Linked DNA regions of Homo sapiens: region 2 is linked to region 1. Evidence: chromatin loops called from intact Hi-C (ENCODE). Cell type or tissue: PC-9. All regions are shown on one strand. Each heading gives the region's core, and the rest is flanking DNA. Links, peaks and the distances in the headings are about the cores only.

Evidence for each region. Hi-C counts contacts between places; a loop is a spot of excess contacts. Peaks named below come from ENCODE experiments on the same cell type or tissue, not always from the same donor. Only the 100,000 strongest peaks of a DNase experiment are listed, where the experiment ranks them.
Region 2: it touches region 1 in a loop (12-fold over the local background); 5 of 110 quality-filtered maps call a loop at or near these places.

What each region holds. Positions count from the first base shown.
Region 1 is chr15:101,578,783-101,581,696 of GRCh38, reverse strand. No RefSeq gene overlaps it. Among named protein-coding and RNA genes, the nearest start is that of LINC02348, 34 kb to the left of the region's middle. RefSeq lists an enhancer at 1,208-2,407. In PC-9, for the core only: no CTCF peak of the experiment used is centred there; a DNase peak (open chromatin) is centred at 1,646; H3K4me3 peaks cover 393 bases; H3K27ac peaks cover 1,731 bases.
Region 2 is chr15:101,636,050-101,638,963 of GRCh38, reverse strand. It overlaps a transcript of TM2D3 not described here. Among named protein-coding and RNA genes, the nearest start is that of TM2D3, 15 kb to the left of the region's middle. In PC-9, for the core only: no CTCF peak of the experiment used is centred there; a DNase peak (open chromatin) is centred at 1,163; H3K27ac peaks cover 1,978 bases.

The DNA of each region.
Region 1 (2,914 bases), core at 171-2,670:
CACGCACGCATTTCTGGGTCTTGTGGGCAACTTTTACCATGGCCCCTGTTCCATCCAACCAGAGGAGAAGGTTACATCTAAAGAGAATGGGAGCTCTGCCTATAAGCGGTCTCTGGTGACCTGTGAAAGTGGTTTACTGTTCACTTGACGCAGAAAACCCCCACAAAATCATGCACATCAAGAGTTTTAAATCTTTGTGTTCACTTTAAGAACACTCCTAGACCATGACAGGTGTGTGTATCTGGAAAGCCACCAAGTGTCTGAAAGGTGTATCTTAACCGAAGCAATGTGTGTCATTCTGTCTTATGATGGTGGAGTTGAGAGGTGTGCCCAGGCCAACAGTAGGGCTGGATGCAGGGTCAGTGGCTCCAAAAGAGTGTGGAATTTTTGCCACAGTTGCTTAAAAATGCAGAGAGTAATGCTGAACTTAAGGGTTTAGATATAAATTCTCTGGTCAATGAACATCTCTAGGTGAACAAAGTACCCAAGATATTAGATACCAAGGATCCAAAAGAGTATGGAATTTTTGCCACACCTGCTTAAAAATGCAGAGAGTAATGCTGAACTTAAGGGTTTAGATGTAAATTCTCTGGTCAACGAACATGTCTAGGTGAACAAAGTACCCAAGATATTGGCACCACCATATTTACAGAACTCACGGTGGGATTAACCCATACATGAACTCCCATGAGGTGATCCTTGCTGAAGAAAAAAAGAAAATTTGTTCCCAAGCCAGAAAAGGAGGTTGCACAGAAGAAAATGTATCCCAGAAGAATCTGAAGAAACAAACATTTACGGCGTGGGAAGAAGTTCAGCATAAAATAGATGCAAATAAAAGACTTAAAAGGGAAGAAAAAGAATGGCACATCCTTGACCAGAATCGGACTCAGATATTTGCCCCTCCACCTACATCTCTAAGCCAGAGAAACAGAAGTTCTCAGGCCGTATCAGAACTTTTCTGTAGCAATAACAGTCCTGCTGAGGTGGCCCGAGGAGCTGAAACAGACGAGCTTTGACGAGTTTAGCAGAAATAAGGAAGAGATGAGCTGATTGTTGGCAAGTGCACCTCTTCTCTCTGTCTGAAGCGAGATCTTTGAGACATTCTTCATCCATTCCCCGGGGACCTAGGAAATGAGCAGAGTCCCCCTCTATGTGTGTGCTTTCATAGAAGTGCCCGTTACACTTCTCCCGCAATTTACGGGACCACATCTGGTTGGCTATCTTGGTCAGCTTTAGGATATTGGCTCGAAAAAGGGTCATAAATTTTATTTTCAATTTTGTTTCTGTGGCTTTTATACTTTAATATGCCCTTGCAGACGTGCCGAGTGTGATGTTCCGGTTAAGGAGAGAAATGGCTGCTAGAGAGGAGTGCTCCACCTGGGAAAGGGTTTTTGGTCTCAGAAAGAATCCCTCTCTCCTTTGCGGGGGTCAGGCCAAGTTGGGGCTCAAGTTAGTGAGTGCGTGGTGTGGCCTTGCCGGTATGTCTTTTGTCTGGCCAGCTGTCTTTAGGAGGCTAACCCTCCTTCCTTTTAGTTGGCACTGACCCCACCTCTGGTGACAGAGTTTGAGACGTGACTCAGATCCAGCCAGTCAGATAATTTGACCCTCCTTGGGATGGGGAGAGACCATCGAAGCTGGGCCAGTCATTGCCTTCATTGGAGCTGCTGGGCAACAGGCTGCCCACCCCCTGGGTCCAGCTATGCCTGAAGCGCTGTGCTTTCCTGGAAGTCCCCATGACTCAAAGCAATAAGTCCCCCACCTGCCCCTAAACTTATAAGCTATTGTGAGTTGGAATTCCATCACTTGGAAATGAGTCATGAGTGACAAATGAGTCTTGAATACAAATCTGGGGTGTATGTTCGGAGTTCCCCGGGACAGCAGCACTGGCCCCCGACTCCCAGTTCTTCCTCCACAGAGGGGTGTTTGAACAGTGTTGGAAGAGGCTTAGCCATTCCATTCAGCCCACACCTGCCACGACAATCCCAGGACAGTCCTTCTGGCCCAGCCTCCGTTTTCTCTCCTATAAAATGAGTTGCTCAACCTTGAGACCTGTGAGAATTAAGTGGGAAACCAGAAATAACTCAAAACAGCAACGTCTGACAATCCCTTTTCTCTGATTCCGAAGGTCAAAGAGCTCTGAAAGGAAGGTTTTTCCTAGCTTTTTTTGATGGCCAAAACCTGACCCCATCTAAATGAACTGCCATGCAGCTGTCTGTGAAAGTCAGTTCCCTTCCCCACTTTGTGTTTCCTTATATTCTTTGATTTCCTTCCCCCAGAGCACTTCCAGCCGCGCCATTCAGCAAACGGAACTGAGCCTCCTGCTCTGTGCAGGGAAGTGAGTCCATCCCTATCTCCTGCCTTCAAGGAGGTTAAAACCATGATCAAGAAGTGGGGAGGGGGGCAGGGGGTCAGCTGCTGGCTCCCCACGCACAGCCCCTTTGTGGGCTCTTTGTCTTTCTCTCTCTCTCTGTCTCTCTCTATCACTGCGTGTGTGTGTCTCTCTCTCCCCCCTGGCACAGTCACACAGACCCTCTACACAAGGGGACACACATGCACACACATATGTACCCCACACACATATACATATATACACGTTCCTGGGAGATATGATCAAAGTTATTTATGGGTTCAAAGGAGTGAGTCCTGGCAGGGGTGGGCACTGCGGTGAGTGTGGCAGATGTTGGACCACCGCCCCTCCACTCCAGCATCCTTGGGGATATCCTCTGGGGGGCTGGAAAGTTCAAGCCCACGTTTCTCAGAACCACTTGCCTCTGGGCTGTCAGTAAGGGCCTGACAGCCAGATGCATGTCACCTGGACAGGGAGGTGAGGCTGAGGTCTTGCTCCGATTGCTTTCATTCTGCTCTGACCACAGAGATGGTGGCGAAGGCACTTGGTTTTCTGCAGCGGTGGAGG
Region 2 (2,914 bases), core at 158-2,657, 57 kb before region 1:
GCCATGCAGCAGGTGCACAGTGACTAGGAGTTTGATGAATGAGTAAGGAGGAATTGCTGGGAGTAAGCTAAACACCTAAAAGTATTGCTGAGAATTTTTAAAGTGGTAGAGTGCAGCTGGATTGCAGCATCTCCCTTCTCAAATACTTAAATGATAAACACACTGTAGGAAAAGCCAGCACCTCCTTCCTGCCCAAAACCAGCAAACAAATGAAAACTCCACAGCGAACAAGCAAAAGGATACAGCCAAATGCCAAAAACGTCAAAAAATTGTGAATACAGGGAAAAAAAATTATTGCTCAGGTGTGTAAGATTACTCCCGCAAATGGCCCTGCTGGCGCAACAAAACTCAGAAAGTCTCACTGGAGGCCAGACGTGGTGGCTCACACCTGCAATCCCAGCACTTTGAGAGTCCGAGGCGGGCAGATCACCTGAGGCTAGGAGTTCGAGACCAGCCTGGCCAACATGGTGAAACCCCCGTCTCTACTAAAAATACAAAACAATTAGGTGGGCGTGGTGGCAGGTGCCTGTAATCCCAGCTACTCAGGAGGCTGAGGCAGGAGAATTGCTTGAACCTGGGAGGCAGAGGCTGCTGTGAGCCGAGATCATACCATTGCACTCCAGCCTGGGCAACAAGAGCGAAACTCTGTCTCCAAAAAAAAAAAAGGTGGGGGGGTCTCACTGGTGAGGAAAAACAGGTTAATTCGGAGAAAGAGAGGTATCTATATCTTTCTCCTGTTACTGCTGGGGGAAGTGAAAAGGGCTGCTGGGAAGAGACCAGTGAGAGAGGGCTCGTGAACAAACAGGAGGGACTCTGATGGGTTCAGGGGTTCCCTGCTGAACCAGATAAAGGATCCAAAGCCTGGGGTGACCCCCAGGGGTCATTGCATCATTCCCTGGGGAGGAAACTTTGATTCAGGACATTTAGAAAATCCTAGTCAAGAAACCAGAGACCAGATATTCTAGCAAAGATATAGTCTCAGCTGAGCTTTTCCCTGCCTCACTCCTAGCTATCAGGGCACGGAATGTAGAATAGAACACAAAATACAACTTGCAAAATGCTCGAAGAGAAAACCAAGGGAATTTGTTCACATATTATGAAGTTGTCCTTTTACATGAGAACAAAATGAAATGACTCACCACCCACTAGAATGACTATAATAAAAGGCATTCTTAACCTGCCTGCGCAACGTAGTTACGCCTGTCTCTAAAAAAAATAAATAAAAATAAGCAGGTGTGCGCCTGTGGTCCCAGCTACTTGGGAAGCTGAGGTGGGAGCGATCTTTGAGCCCAGGAGGTGGAGTTACAGTTAGCTACTGAGGACTAAACTCTGACCTTTTTTCCCTCTTGCCCAAATTCCTATCTAAGGGGCTGGGGAGTTGCACCTTATAAAATCTCAAAGCAGTTTTATTTAACCCTATGTGATGTGGCTTACTTTCCAACCTGACTCTGGCATAACATCACATGACAGATAAATCAAAATATTTTAACCCCAAATATGTTTCTTTGCCATATCTTGAAATGGCCCCGCATAGCTGTCTCTTGGAAAAATCTACATTCTGCAAAGAATCCCCTTCCCTTTCAGGTCTTTTCCCTGACACAGCAGAGAATCAGTCACAAATCTGGCACCTTTTTCAGTCTAAGAAACATTTCCAATCTATTCTCTCTGAAGCTCGCAATCTGGAGGCTTCATCTGCATGATAAGAACCTTGGTCTCCACAATCCCTTATCATAACCCAGACACTCCCCTCTGTTGATTAGAGGTCTTTAGACAATAACACTTTCAACCAATTGCCAATTAGAAAATCCTTGAATCTACCCATGATCTGGAAGCCCCTGCTTCGAGCTGTCCTGCCTTTCCAGATGGAACCAGTCTGCATCTTACATGTATTGACTGGTGTCTTATGTCTCCCTAAAATGTATAAATTCAAGCTGTAGCCGGACCACACCGGGCACATGTTCTTAGGACCTCTTGATACTGTGCCTCACTCATATTTGGTTCGGAATAAATCTCTTCAAATATTTTACAGAGTTGGACTCTTCATCGACACTGTGACCACACCACTGCACTCCAGCCTGAGCCACAGAGCGAGACACTGTCTCTAAAAAATAAAAGAAAAAGAAAACACAATAACAAGTATTGATGAGAATGTGGAGAAATTGGAACCTTCATATATTGCTGGTGGGGATGTAAAGTGATGTAGCTGCCCAGGAAAACAGTCTGGCAATTTGTGAAAATGTTAAACATAGAGTTACCATGTGACTTGGGGAATCTTCTAGGTATACACCCAAGAGAAGTGGAGATATGTTGTGAAAGTTGTCAGCACCAAAATGGGGTCACTTAGGTCAAACCCTAGCAAAATGAATCCGGGAGGCCCTGAAGGAGGAGTACTCACGCACATGTACCTATGATAAGAACTATTACAAGGACTCCCTGGAAACCATAAACACTCCATGTTAAGCTGCTGCTGTGAAGACATCTCCCCAGCAACAGCCAGCGTGACCAATGAGGAGCTATGAGCTTCAACAGTCAAGAGTTTTTGTTTCAAACCAGCTTACATGACTTTCTCCTTTTTGTCTTTATAAAAGTTTGCCTTGACCCCAGCATCTTTGGGTGTTTCTTGGTTCATTGTGGCATGGGTATCTTGGATTGCAATCCCCCACCAATCCCAGATAAACTCCTTTGGAGAGCCTATCTGTCTATTGTTATTTTAGGTTTTAGGACATACACTAAAAAACTCGTTTACAGCACCATTATTCATAGTAAAAAAGTGGAAACAACCCAAATGTCCCACTGATGAATAATACATAAACAAAATGTAGTTCATTCATATAATGGAATACTATTTCATCACATAAAGGAATGAAGTACTGATACACACCATAAGGTGAATAAACCTCAAAAACACGGTGCT